Linked DNA regions of Homo sapiens: regions 2, 3, 4 and 5 are each linked to region 1. Evidence: chromatin contacts called from ENCODE Hi-C or POLR2A ChIA-PET data. All regions are on one chromosome and are shown on one strand. Each heading gives the region's core, a stretch centred on a gene start or an enhancer-like site at or near the end of the contact. The rest is flanking DNA. Distances are from core to core; before and after follow the strand shown. Region 1 holds the start of INSC (INSC spindle orientation adaptor protein). Region 2 overlaps RRAS2 (RAS related 2). Region 3 has its middle 58 kb from the start of PSMA1. Region 4 has its middle 88 kb from the start of RRAS2. Region 5 has its middle 21 kb from the start of PSMA1.

Region 1 (2,700 bases), core at 133-2,632:
CAACCCAGAAAGGTCACTGCTTCTCTGCAGCAAGTGTAATCCAGAGTATAAACTACAGCATGGAGCAAATTATATATGCTGAGCTCCATGTCAGATCCCAGCCTGACCTGGCTTGCCTTCCAAAGGCAGTGTTTGGAAGTTTTCACTTCTAAAAGGGCGAACAGTGCTTCTAAGTCCCAGAGCTAAAGGGACAAGATGCTCTCTGGCTGAGCTCCATGGACAGCCTCAGTTTCAGATTCAATGGAACCCCTCAAAGGCACCACATCACCATCTGCCCTGACCCCCACAGCCAAAGTCCCTGACTTAAAATATTCCCCACTGAGGCCAGTTTCTTGGACCCATTGTCAGAGGTATAATATATAGATTAAAAGGGGCAAAAGTGGGAGGAGGCTAGCGGCTGAGGGTGGGGCCACACCAGGGATACATTTGCGCATATGCATTGAACAAAGTGGGTGCATGTTGCATACATGTCGTTGTCCACAGGTATACATGTTGAAAGTGTGAATGGTTGCATGGCTATCCTGAGAAGAGTGTGTGCAAGACTGGTGCACATGGACAGGAATGTGTGTATGCTGAGCATGTAAGCGTGGGTGCACTGCGAGTGTTTGTGGGTGGCCATGGCCATATGGTCCACTCATCCCCTGGCCTCCTGTCTCTTCTCCTGGTTTAAGAGTGGGGTCTCCCAAGCTGTCTCCCTGACCCTGGTCTAGCCAGATGGGGTTAGTCAGAGCCACATTCACTCCAGTGTTGTGTGAGGGCTCTGAGCTTCTGTCCTTCTCCAAGCCCTGAGAAACCAAAGCTGAATGACCCACAGAGAAGACACCCCAGCTGGGACAAGTCAGGTCACCTTAGAAAGCCTGAGTTCAGATAACACTCCCTAGCCCCAATTTCTGCCTTCCTGGGTTCACACTGGCACATCCACTCATCCACATGTGGACTGGCTCAGCCCACCTGGGGGCCTTCCTGCCACACACACAGGCATTTCCACAGGTACAGACACAGTGCACCCAGGGCAGCAGGTGCCACACAGGCAAATACCTGTGGCCCACTCCAGGCCACCACACACTCTGACACACTCGTTCACCCACACTCGCACCCTGGGGCACATGCTAGAAAATTCCACATGTGGACATCCCATCCAGACACACTCCCTCACACTGGCGCAAGCTCCCCTTCACAAGCACTCCCACTGACACACTTACACCTACTATCCAATTAGTGACAAACCTGCACTGTTCCCAACTAGGCTAGCAGAGGCATCACCAGCCCCCTGAATCCAGCTAGGGGAGCTGTCTACTTACTTAGCGTGCGAGACAGGCTGGTAGTGCGAGCGGCCAGTGGTGGCGGGGCGCAGCTGGAGCTCCAGAGGCCGCGCGCAAAGTGGCCGCTCTGCCGGCCCAGCCCGAGAGGCCGCCCCTGGCCCCCGCCCCACCCCCCGCCCCGTTCTCCCCCGCCCGCCCTCTCCGAGGCGGTCGCAGCCTCCCAAGGACCTTCCACAGCAGCGCGCTCCCTGCCAAGCCTTGGTCCCGCGTCAGCCACGGCTGCCTGCTGTCTCCGCGGGACTACGAGGCTATTTCGGTGCCCCTGGGGGGGGAAACATGGCCCTCCCTCCCATCTGCAGGAGCGCTGGAATGGGGACGCGGTCAGGCCTAATTAGAGACCGGGCTCCCCCGGGCCAGGCGGCAGGCACCAGGGTGATCGCCCGGGAGCCGCGAAGCCGTCCAGGCGGGGTCGCCCACAAGGTGCCCCGCATGCCAACATCTGGAGAGGGGAAGGGAATGTGCCGCGATCGTTTCCCTTGGAGCTGAAACAAAACAAGGAGGGATTTGGGTGCAGTTCACTTGCTAGGAAGGAGGAAGCCACCCAGCTTTGATAGACCCCAAACGCCTAGAATGAGACGGTTTATTCACCGCAGGTGCTTCCCTCTGGAACCTTGCTCACACACACCTAAGTCACCCTCCACATCTTGGACCTGCCAAAAATGACGAGGGGTTGTTGCAGAAACTCCTTCTAACTTCGGCACATAAGATCAGACCCCACCCCCCACCCCCCACCCCCGTCCTGGACTCTGTCAAATAGCTAAATCTAGAGGAACTTGATTCCTACCCAAAAGCTCGGGAATGTGGCATTTTTGACCTGGAAGAAAGCTTCCAGATCATTTCATACAACTCCCCCTCCCCCGCCTCCGCCATCTTGCTATGAGGCTCCCAGAGCCCAGAGAATCTTGACCTATTCTTGGAGGTCCTCAAGCAAAGGCAGCCCCTGGTCTCCCTTGAGCCCTGTTCCAAAGCTTGAACTCTCTTACTGACAGAAAGATCTCCTTGACATCTAACCTAAATCTCTCACATGCAAACTATGTCAATTTGCTCACAATATGTATTCAGGGAGAAGGAGCTCAACTCAGTCCCCATGACAAAACGACCACGCCGAGGTCCCACTGCAGCCTTCTCTTCCTTAATGCTAATAATCTCTATTTCTTTTTTCAGGCTCTGGCTGAAGCTAACTGCTGCTCCCTGGACTCGAACACACACAGTAGCTCTCTGATATTAACTCTCCTCCTCAGCTCTCTGGGGGCCCAGGGCTCAGAAGGTGGCCAAATCATTCCTCTCAGACAAGCCAGCTTCAACTCTACCCTCCAGTCATCCAGAACAGCCTGATTCTACTCCCCAAGTTCCCTGAGAGGGGCCTCAGTTCCTGTTT
Region 2 (2,700 bases), core at 21-2,520, 810 kb after region 1:
AAGTAAACACGGATCTGGCCACTTTACACCTCCATTCCAGTCACCTCCCTTCAAGCTGCAATTTTCTTTTCATGATTTATTGTAATAGCTTCTTAAGTAGTCTCTGATTTCACCCTTGACCTATAATCCAGTCTTCTGACTGCAGCCAGTATTACTTTTCATATGAAAGTCAGAACATTTTATTCATCTGCCTCAGACCCTCTAGTGGTTTTCATTTCACTTTGAATAAAATCTGAAGTCCTCACTCTGGCCTGCAAGTCTCCGCCTGCCTCCCTGTTAATTTTCTGAACTCATTAACCACTCTCTCATGTTTGTTGTTGTAGCTACACTGGCTGTCTTGCTGTTCTTCAGACATGTTACAGTACTCTCACCGCACTGCCTTTAACTTAATGTTCCCTCTGCCTGGAATGATACTCTAGATCACAGCATGGCTCACTCCTTCAGTTGATCCAGGATTCCCTTCTCCAGTGTCACATTGTGCGTGGAGCCTTCTCTGGCTATCTTATGCAGTATCATATCCTCCCCTCCAACTCCTGCTGTTGCCAGCCCCCTTCATTTTTCTTCAGAGTTCCTATCACCTCTGATGTATTATGTTTGCTTATTTATTGATGGTCAATACTTCAAGAAACTGCCAGCCCTCTAAGAGCCTGGGGATTAGATCCTCAGCTCCTGACACAATGCTTGGCACATTATAGGTGTTCAGTTAGTATTTGTAGATTAAGTGGGGTGGTGAGTGAGCCTAGGGAAGATTCTTGTGGCAGTTTTAGCAGTTTAGTAATAGAACATGTGCTGTGGAAATCACCCCCTTTAATTCTAGTTTTGCTTCTACAGACCATTCTCTGTTCTAGAAGAGGTGAGAAATGAAATTGGGGTTTAGGATATTGGTAGGTAACGGGATAGAGGGGAGAGGAAGTGAAAATGGAAGTAACAGTCTAGACTCTGGGAAGCAAAAGTTACAACTAGAAGTGAGTTGGTTACCTACCTGTTTATGGGGCACCCTTCCATTTCTAAGTTTGGAAAGGAAAAGAGCCAATTTTTGAATACTCAGTTTTAGTTAAGCAGTGTACTGAGTACTTAACAATATCATTTAATCTTCACAATAGCCCTTTCAAGTAAGAATCATTATGATCATCTTTTAGGTGAGGAAATTGAGACTTAAGAGATTAAATAACTTTCCCAAGATGATACAGCAATTAAGCGGGGTATGTAGGTCTGACTGCCTCTAAAATACATGCTCTTTACTTCATAGCACCTGAAGGGGGAGTCTGTGTGCAGTAGTTCACATTTCATGTGGAGCTGTAAAGTACAGAAAATGTTCACGTTTTACTCCTTGTAAAAAACTCTTGAAAGTGTCTCTCAGCTTTGCAAGTAATTAAATTTGGTGTCAGTGAGGAGTGACTTACTGCAAATCCTACAGCTATAAAGTAGCAGAGGTAGGGCTTCAAGCAAATCTTCCTCTTTTAAAATATGATATTTTGCTGTATTCCACAAATTTAAAACAAGGAAGTCCTCGATAGCACCTATAAATTATATTTGGCATATTGTAGGAGCTAAACGTGTCATAATAAAATTATATAGCTGGAAAGAGTCTTAAAGAGGTCATGAAGGGCAAACCCCTCATTTATAGGTGAGAGCCAGGAAAGAGGTTTAAGAGATTTACTCATCTAGGAGCACTGAGCTAGTTGTTTGTATAGCTGGGACTAGAATCTAGCTTTTATTACTAAAGAGTTTATGTTTAATCTGTCTAGGTCTTTCGAAACTCTTGGGTTCCTTCTTTCATTCATGTATTTCAAATTTGAAAGCTACAAGAATTGTTTTCCTTCCATCCATATCTCCTAGCAACCCAGTTAAACCCACAGGTAAAGTTAATCAGTTTCTTGTGTATCTTTCCAGAGATATTTTGTGCACATAAAGCAAATACATAAACTGTGGGTATTTAACAACATATCTTGCAGATTGCTGTATATTAATGCATGAAGTCATTCCTTTTTTTAATGGTTATATTCATATTGAATGAACCTTTCGTAATTTAACCAGGCATTTGCTGAATGACATTGTCCTTGCTGAAGCACATTGTGTTTCCAGTCTTTTAAAGACATTTCACTATGAACAACCTTGTACATATCATTTCTTATATGTGCAGACCTATCGGCAGGATAAGTTTCTGGAATTGAAATTGCTGGGTCAAACAGTATCTTTGTGTATTTAAAAAAAAATGACCTACTTACACCTTTACTCGTAACTTACAAATGGGGCGTTTCCATTTTTAATGAAACGACTTTACTTTTCTATTTGGCAGTAGCAGTTTATAATTTAAAAAAATAATGAATCACTTATTTTAAGGGGTACCAGGATTTTTTTTTTTAAACTGTCGCAGGCTATGTGCTATGTTAGTATGGCAGGTTAAAGAAAGTATAATGGAAGGAGTATTGCATTGGAGTTAGACCTGATTGGAATCCCAGTTCCACTTTGTGACCTTTGGCAGGTTATTTAACTGCTGAGCCTCAATGGTCTCATCTGTAAAATGGTGGGCGCTGTTATCCCAGCTTCTCGGGAGGCTGAGGCAGGAGAATCACTTGAACCAGGGAGAGACGGAGGTTGCATTGAGCCGAGATTGCACCACTGCTCTCCAGCCTGGGCGACAAAATGAGATATTCTGTCTCAAAAACTAGCCTTACCAATACGGTTGTCTTGAACTAT
Region 3 (2,700 bases), core at 6-2,505, 540 kb after region 1:
GCCTGGGAATGGCATTTCCTCAGAGAAGCAATTCTCAAACACATGTGGGTGTGTAGCTTGTAGGAAGGATATATCATGTTCACTTGGAGGGCATTTTCAAAGTACATGTGCCTTTGCATCACATGCCCCTCTTGCTCTGAAATTCTAATAGGCCAAAGGTTTGAGGGGGGTTTCTAGGGGAACTAGCATTTTGTAAAAGTTTATTCTTTTAAAGAATAGAGATCTAGACATGGAAACTCTAATCAAGACATACTCCTCTCAATTCCTTAGTTGTTATTAAAATACTACAAAATCTGCATTTATATTATAATAGTGACACCTCTTATAGTTGGTCGAAAGTTGGCCCCAAAAAGGATGTGTCCATGTCCTAATACTTGGCCCCTGTTAATGTTACCTTATTTAAAAAAAAAAAAAAAAAAAAAAAGTCTTTGCAGCTGTAATTAAGTTAAGGATCTTGAAATGAGATCATCCAGATGGATTTTAAATCCAATTCCAAGTATCCTTATAACAGACAGAAGAGTAAAAGACAAAGACAAAGAGGAAAGGCCATATGAAGATGAAGGTAGAGATCGCCGTTACGTAGCTAGAAGCCAAAGAATGCCTGGAGACATCAGAAGCTGGACAAGGCAAAGAAGCATTCTCTTCTAGAACCTTCAGAAGGATCATGGCCCTGCCAATACCTTGATTTCAGACTTCTGTCCTCTAGAATAGTAAAAGGATAGATTTATGTTGTTTTAAGTCACGAGGTTTGTAGCAATTTGTTATGGCATCTCTAGAATGTCAACATACCTTCTTTCTAATAGGTTATACCTAATAGTTACTTTTAAGAGAGGAGACAGTTTCCAAAGTGTTGTATAATAGCATGATGTAAATGAATTTAGGCCAGGTAACTTAATCCCTTTGAGCTGGTTTCTTCACCTAATCCCATCCTCACAGAATGTTGAGATGATTCAATGAGATAAAATAAAACTACCCAGCAGACAACTGGCAAAAACCAGGCTCTAAAGGAAGTATCTATTTGAGAATAGGACTCAACACATGTTGCATAGACACTCTGGTGAAACAAGCTCTCCCAGGAGAAGGCCGGGATAATTAACATGCAATGTCTGGGCCTCTATCAGAATCTCTTTTACATGTAACCACTTACACCCATCTGGTATCAGCTCTTGTTTGTCACCAACTAACCACTGCCCTCTCCTGCAACCTTCTCTACTTCCTGTTTACGTAGATAGCTGCTTCCTGACTGACGAAACTGAATGGTTTCAGCCAGACTGCTTTTCCCCTGGACCCATGCCAAGAATACCTTCTTTACTTTGCATTTCTCATTCTGCTTTCTTCTTATAGTAGAAGCCATCATATTAATGAGTTGCAAACTGCTGCCCTGAGCTATTCCCAGCTAATCAGTTAGTCTTCTTCCTAGCTATTGGATTAAATCAGATGAACACAAGTAATAACACGTCAGGTATCATGTCTGTATCAAGAAATTTGTCCATCCTTTCTTGCTCCAGCCCTGCCAAGCTACTGACAATGATGCTTTTTTCATTTAACTGGACAAGTCATAATGCTGACACTCTCAAGCCCAGCCCTGTCCTGTTTATGTGAAGCAATTCTAACCAAGGCCAGCAGGACAACAAACAATAGGGTTAAACTTGACCAGAACTCCAGATTGGGAGACTATTTTTTTTTAATTATACTTTAAGCTCTGGGGTACATGTGCAGAACATGCAAGTTTGTTACAAAGGTATACACTTGCCATGGTGGCTTGCTGCACCCATCAACCCGTGATCTACATTAGGTATTTCTCCTAATGCTATCCCTCCCCTAGCCCCCAACCCCCCAACAGGCCCCGGTGTGTGATGTTCACCTCCCTGTGCCCATGTGTTCTCATTGTTCAACTCCCACTTATGAGCGACAACATGTGGCTGTTTAAATGATCTAATTTGTGGTTCTCAATATGAGTGAATATGCAAATCATGTTAGAGGCTCTTTCAAACAAACAGATAAACAAATATTTGGAACATGAGTTAGGCATGGATTTTTTTGTTAACTCCTAAGTGGGATAATAACTTTTCCCTCAACTCCAGGCTTATCATCCTTAACACAATAGTTAAGGATGTGAACACTGGAGCCTGACTGTCTGGGTTCAAATTCTGGCTTTGCCACCCATAAGCTGTGTGGCCTTGAGCATGTCACCTAACCTCCTTTGCCTCAATTTCCTCATCTGTAAAACAGTTGTAATAATACCTACATTTGCCAGGGAATTGTGAGGAATAAATAAGTTAACTTGTGAAGAGCACTTAGGCTATATAAATGCTATTATTACTATTACTTTTATTGTTGTTTTATAACTTCTCTGGAGAGACAGGAAGTTGGTCAGAGGGTGAGATGCCTGAATTAGTGATTTCAAGATGAGGCAGGTTGAGGTGATGTGAGGGTTCACAGTATGACAGTGGAAGTGGATAGCAGAGGTAGAATGGAGGAAAGATCATCATTGGAAGGAGAAAATTAGTAGTAGTATTAAAGCATGTTCTTTATGAGACTGGAGTACCTGAGTTCAGATCCTGCCTTCACTACTTAATGGCAGCGCAACCATGAGCAGATTACTTAATTGTTTTCTCATCTGTACCACTACAGAACCATGAGCAGATTTCTCCTCTGTAAAATGAAGATAATAATAGTGACCTATCTTATAGGGCTTTC
Region 4 (2,700 bases), core at 91-2,590, 840 kb after region 1:
CTAAAATTTCAAAGTAATTTTTAGCAAAAGGTATTTTAATTAAAAATACTTGACTGAGCATGTTTTTTTTTTTTTTTTTTTTTTGTGCATGGCAGTAATAGGCATTCTGGGGAAATGGATAAATGTGGAGATTTTCCTTTTTTTTCAAATTACTCAGAGTCTAGTGCAGGAAGTTTTAGAGTGATAAAAACAAATGCTGGGACCCACTTTCAAGGCAGAGTAGGAAAAGCATTCAAAAAGTGTTGTCCAGCAGAAGGGATTGTAGCATATATTTCTCCTGGAAAATCTGAGGGAACTTCTTAATTAGAATTGGTGTTTAAGCTGGAGCTCGATGGATTGGTAGGATTTGAGATGGAGAGGAGAGAAGAGTGAGGGTGGAAAGATGAGAAAGGCCCAGAGTTGGCAGAATGCAGGGTGTATTCTGGACTGGAACCTTGGCCTAAAAAGATTCTACATGCAATGGGAAAAAAATATGATAAAATAGACTGGGATCAGGTTGTGGAGGGCTTTAAATAGGATGGCCCTTCTGTGTATAATGGGAAACTGCCAAGGATTCTGAACAGGAGGTGCCTGGATCTAATCTAGTGGTAGCATAATGGCAGAGAAGTGCAAATTTGGTGGTCAGATAGAGGTTGTTGGAATCATGGAATCTGTTCTCTTAGTATTATAAACTCAGTGAGGGCAGAATCACGTCTGTTGTGTTTATATTGCCTGGCATGTGCTGAAAAGCCATTTGATGAATGGATGATTTCAGAAAGAGAGACAATGAAGACCTGAACTGCAGTGACATGGGGAGAAGGAGACTGAACACTGGAGGGATATCCAAGTGATGTTTGAGTCTCCAAAATACTGTCTGGATGACCAGGAAGGTGGTGGTGCTATTAATTAAAATAAGGAGTATAGGCAACTCTCTAGTGATAGAAATTTATGTGACAATCCCATACAGGGTTAGTCCAGGAGGCATTTGGGAATGGGGAATGGGAATTGGAGGTCAAAAGAGGCTGCTCGGACTAGGAATGCAGATTTGAAATTTGTCTCTTTTGAGCTTAGTGATTGAGGAGATAAGAATGGGTAATATCCTCCAGGAAGAGAGTGTTTGAGGAGAGGGTCCAAGGGTAAAACTTTGGGGAAAACAAACATGGGAGGTAGAAGATGAAGAGGCAGCAAAAAGCCAAGAGAAGTAGCCAGAAACTGGAGAGAACCACGAGGCTGTTTTGTGAAGGAAGCCACGGAGGTGGTGGAAAGCATTGAGTGCTGTGCAGAGGATGGGGGAGTGAGAGGCTGCACTGGTCTTGTGCGGTTGCTGATGACTTCCTTAGATTTATTTCAGTCTTCTGGTTGTGGAAACCAGATGATAGTGAGTTGAGGTGTGATTGGAGGCTAAGGATGTGGAGGAAGTAAGTGTGGGCTATTTTGAGAAATTCTGTGGCAAAAGCAGGGCAAGATGGGGAAGTTATCTTGTTTTACAGGGTAGGAGGTTAGAGGAATAAGAATAAGCCACTGCAAGTTACTTAATCACAGATAGGGAGGTATGCAGATCTGGAACTATGTATTCACACCTGGATCCTTCAGCGTTTGAGAAATTTAGAAACCTAGTTCGCAGACTCTAGCACATGCCTCTCTGATGGGGGAGAGTGGCACAGTGCAGCTTCTCAAGACTTATCTGCATTGGAGGGCCAGGTTAAAAGATTGTTAGTCTCCAGTGTTGTGGACTGATACTTTTCTAAATGTTATAAAAAATGAATTATTTGGAAAATAATCATTCTCCTGTATATCATGGCAGTGTCAAATTAAGAGTTTCTAAACACTTGCTTTCAGTTTCTTTATCTCATTTGTGGATCTTATCAGGCTGCAGGTCTTGATTTGGGCAGCACTAGTGTAGTGGGGAAGGGAGCAGGAGAGTCGAGTGTTTTTCACAGGTGGCGCTTTTGACTTCCTCTGTAGGCTAGTGATTCCAGGTTAGAACCACTGAGTAACAGTTACATTCCAACACTAGAAAAAGAGGGACTATGTTTATACCAACTCCAGGTGTTGGAGTCAGTAGACTTGAATAAGATGTTTTCACCCTTTTCCCTTCTGTGAATACTTACAGATTATTTGAGGTAAAGAAAAATTGCTTAAACATGCAACTGCTTAAAATATGAGAACTATTACCAATCAGTTATAAAGACTAGGAGTATTTAGAACAGTATGAGAAAATGTTAATGAGTGCTATCTTATGTTAAGACATTATGAATATTATGAATGTTAAGTGAAGACAAATTTCATTTTGCTCTGATAACTGTAAAATTATGCATGCATATTTTATTTGTCATGACATTTTCAGTTATAAGTGACAGAAATGCAACCCAAACCAGCTTCACACAGTGCATGCATTTACTTATTTATGAAGTGAGGGTTGGGTGGAGTGCAGTTGGCTTTCAATGAGTCCTACAACAGGATACCATCAAGACCCACGTGTAAGAATTGTCTAAATTGTGGAGGTGGAGTAGAGGTGTCTGCTAGTAGGAGAGAGTTTGTGTCGAAGCCTAAGGCCAGAAAAGGTAAAATAACTGGCCCCAACCCTCATGGGTACTCAGGTGCAGCAGTGGTTTGAACCTAGGTCCGTGGTACTGAACCATGACACAGCCTCTGCTCTCCACCCTACAGAGCATGTGAAGCCTTCTGAACCAACAGGGTTTCTAAAGCAGGATGTCATTA
Region 5 (2,700 bases), core at 135-2,634, 570 kb after region 1:
TCCATTAGCTTCGCCAACCTGCAAAGATGGTTTCTGGCACAGAAAAAGTGAAGAACTCTTGCTCTAGAATTGGAACTATATATCCTTACTTCTCTGGAACTCAGGTTCCTGCCCTGTAAAATTTAATAGGTAGGATTGAATTGGGAAGTCCCTTCCAGCCCTGTGGTGCCATTTATTGTGCAGACATTGTAGGTGGAGGGCAATGACTCTTTAATAAAACACCTCAGGTTTATGACACCAGCTGCTTCTGTTATTTTTCTTCCAAAGGAAGCCATTGTCTGGCAATCATGGGAGGGCTCAGCCAGAGCTTTGTGAAATGTTTTAGGGGGTAGAGGTGACACAATAGGGGAAGGAAACATTTTCTATTGAAAAGCAGTCAATTGCCTTCAACAAGTTGCCAACAAACTGGAAAGTTGTTGGGTTTTTTTTTCCCTGCTTACAGCTGAATGCCAGCCTTTGAAAGGTAAATAGAGTGGTTTAGATGAATGGGTTACAGATGCCCCCAAATGAGGGAGAAGATTGTTTGTACAAAATTAGCAGGAGGAAGGATGCCAAGCATGTAACTGAGCCATCATCATTAACATCATGAAAGGGGAACAAAAATCAGGAAAATACAATCAAATCTTTGCTTTTACAATTGTAAAGGTACTTCCACAATTTTATAATTTTTATTCTGTAATATTTACTTTTTTAAAAGTTTTAACCATGGTATAGAGAATTTTTAATATAGAATTGTTGGGTCTTTTTCAAAATTAAGTAATTATAGTTTGCATTTTAAAAAGCTTTAGCTATTAGCTGTAATAGCTAAAGCTATATACAATAGCTGTAGCTATAAACTATTTGATCATTGTATGCGTTATAATTTTGCCTGGAATCTAATCTTACACAGTGGAAATACTGATAATGCTCATTATAAAAAAGCGGCAATATATTTGCAAAAGCTCCATTAAATATGGACTTTCAAAAAGACTATAGGATATCTGCAGAAAGGCTAGCATATTCTTCCAAGGTTTATAAACTATCCGCCCTGATGCATAGACCATGCTAAATTCTCCATGTGTTTGCAAATTTTCCATGCCATGTGTTGGTATCCTTTGAAATTAACAGTCCTACTCCCTTATCAAGAAGGAGGGGAACTCCTAAGAGGCTCAGACTTGCACTTTTCTCTCCCTAGTGCCTCTTTCTCCAGCTTTTCTGCCTTCCAAAAGGTATCAAGAATGTGGGGGAAAAGAGTGTGGGCAGTGGGGAAGCAGAGTCAAGGCTCCAGAGCCCTGCCAATTAGTTAAAGGTCAGCACGGAAGGGACTGTCTGTGAGAGGACAAGAAAGCTGAACTTCTCTTGAGCCAACTCAACTGGATGGCAGCCAATCTCTATCTCTTTCCTGGGCCAGAGCAGAGCTCCCCCAGTTCTGTGTGCGCCTGCACAAAGACGAATATGTTCTGTACAAATAGGGTCTAGTTTTACCTTAGGTGAATAGACTGAGCCTGGGGGTCAAGGGACAGAGGACAGAGAGGACCAAACTGGTGTTTGCTGCGTCAGAAGCATACAGGCTTATTTGGAAAGACTGAAACTAAATAAAGACTTCTTATTAGCATAGGACTAGAGTTGTGAAATCTGGTCAAAGGGTTTTATGCAAGGATGCCTTTTATATATTCTCATGTTAATGTGGAAAAGTAGAAAAATACAACATTTTAATTAGGGGAGAAAACTATTGTTATATATAACTTTAGAACATTTTTCTTTTTTTAAAAATTATGCTTTAAGTTCTAGGGTACATGTTCACAACGTGCAGGTTTGTTACATATGTATACATGTGCTATGTTGGTGTACTGCACCCATTAACTCGTCATTTACATTAGATATATCTCCGAATGCTATCCCTCCCTCCTCCCCCCACCCCACAACAGGCCCTGGTGTGTGATGTTCCCCTTCCTGTGTCCAAGTGTTAACTTTATAACATTTTTCATACCAGGAACTTTTTTTTCTTTTACACTAGAACATGGGAGTGATACTCCCAAGTTTTTGTCCCCCATCCCAAAATGACAGGGGAAGTAAAATTCTTTTCACAAAAAGTGTACCTTTTTTAAAAAGAACAGTAAGCCAGCATTAGATGACTTATTCTAAAACAATCTTCTTCTTTAACTGGGCTTTTCTGCAGATTTTCTAAGAGGAAAAGTTGATGTTTAACTCCACATGTTCCTTTTTTACGTTCACAATTTTTTTTCACATTTCCTTTCTGATAGGAGTAGTATTTTATTGTTGTGTGAAAACCCAATTGCAATCCATCAGGTATCAGCTTTTAGTAAGGTAGTATGTGTAGAACTGAAAAACAGACATTTACCTCCAGAAATGAAGGGCTTTTTTGATCTTTCTGCATTTAGGCGATCTCAGTTTATTTTCTGGAAGTGTGCGCTGAACCATAAGCAATATCGTATCTCTCCTGAGGACGTAATGTTTCCTAAAAGCCTGTCTAGTTCACTGTGTTTTTCAGAGGGAAAAATCCTGAGGACTGGATCCAACTGGGAGGAGTGTCACCCAGGGTGGCCTGAGACAACGTAGCTGGATGGAGAGTTCCAGTTTTCATCATCTTAGTTGCAAAAAGACAAGGTCACCCACAGAAGGCAACTTTGTGCATTTGTGGGCCAGGCAAATGCAGAGAGCAAGTAGGGAAGCTGAAAACAAGGGAGTGAAGATCTGAAC

Evidence for each region. Hi-C counts contacts between places; a loop is a spot of excess contacts on that map. ChIA-PET counts read pairs that join two places held with the same protein, here RNA polymerase II (POLR2A). Pooled maps may share reads with other maps.
Region 2: a loop to region 1 is called in a map with no recorded cell type, with 4 times the contacts of the local background. The contact joins the enhancer-like site here to the promoter of INSC in region 1. A Hi-C loop is called at or near these places in 3 of 37 single-sample maps with no recorded cell type and 3 of 50 pooled maps.
Region 3: a pooled map shows a loop between it and region 1 (18-fold over the local background). The contact joins the enhancer-like site here to the promoter of INSC in region 1. A Hi-C loop is called at or near these places in 3 of 37 single-sample maps with no recorded cell type and 5 of 50 pooled maps.
Region 4: a map with no recorded cell type shows a loop between it and region 1 (4-fold over the local background). The contact joins the enhancer-like site here to the promoter of INSC in region 1. A Hi-C loop is called at or near these places in 3 of 37 single-sample maps with no recorded cell type and 5 of 50 pooled maps.
Region 5: a loop to region 1 is called in a map with no recorded cell type, with 2.8 times the contacts of the local background. The contact joins the enhancer-like site here to the promoter of INSC in region 1. A Hi-C loop is called at or near these places in 1 of 37 single-sample maps with no recorded cell type and 1 of 50 pooled maps. POLR2A ChIA-PET finds 5 or more read pairs at or near these places in 2 of 52 experiments (GM12878 and activated T-cell).

What each region holds. Positions count from the first base shown.
Region 1 is chr11:15,113,605-15,116,304 of GRCh38, reverse strand. INSC (INSC spindle orientation adaptor protein) reads right to left here and starts at 1,382. Exons shown (of 13, transcript NM_001042536.3): 1 at 1,302-1,382. RefSeq lists an enhancer at 1,675-2,208.
Region 2 is chr11:14,307,366-14,310,065 of GRCh38, reverse strand. All of the region lies in intron 1 of RRAS2 (RAS related 2), which reads left to right. Among named protein-coding and RNA genes, the nearest start is that of RRAS2, 50 kb to the left of the region's middle. RefSeq lists an enhancer at 970-1,099. Within about 2 kb of position 1,270, at least 3 of the 41 ENCODE cell types and tissues checked have a DNase peak (open chromatin) inside an H3K27ac peak, as active enhancers do.
Region 3 is chr11:14,577,211-14,579,910 of GRCh38, reverse strand. It overlaps a transcript of PSMA1 not described here. Among named protein-coding and RNA genes, the nearest start is that of PSMA1, 58 kb to the right of the region's middle. Within about 2 kb of position 1,255, at least 10 of the 41 ENCODE cell types and tissues checked have a DNase peak (open chromatin) inside an H3K27ac peak, as active enhancers do.
Region 4 is chr11:14,270,056-14,272,755 of GRCh38, reverse strand. No RefSeq gene overlaps it. Among named protein-coding and RNA genes, the nearest start is that of RRAS2, 88 kb to the left of the region's middle. Within about 2 kb of position 1,340, at least 5 of the 41 ENCODE cell types and tissues checked have a DNase peak (open chromatin) inside an H3K27ac peak, as active enhancers do.
Region 5 is chr11:14,540,140-14,542,839 of GRCh38, reverse strand. It overlaps a transcript of PSMA1 not described here. Among named protein-coding and RNA genes, the nearest start is that of PSMA1, 21 kb to the right of the region's middle. Within about 2 kb of position 1,384, at least 10 of the 41 ENCODE cell types and tissues checked have a DNase peak (open chromatin) inside an H3K27ac peak, as active enhancers do.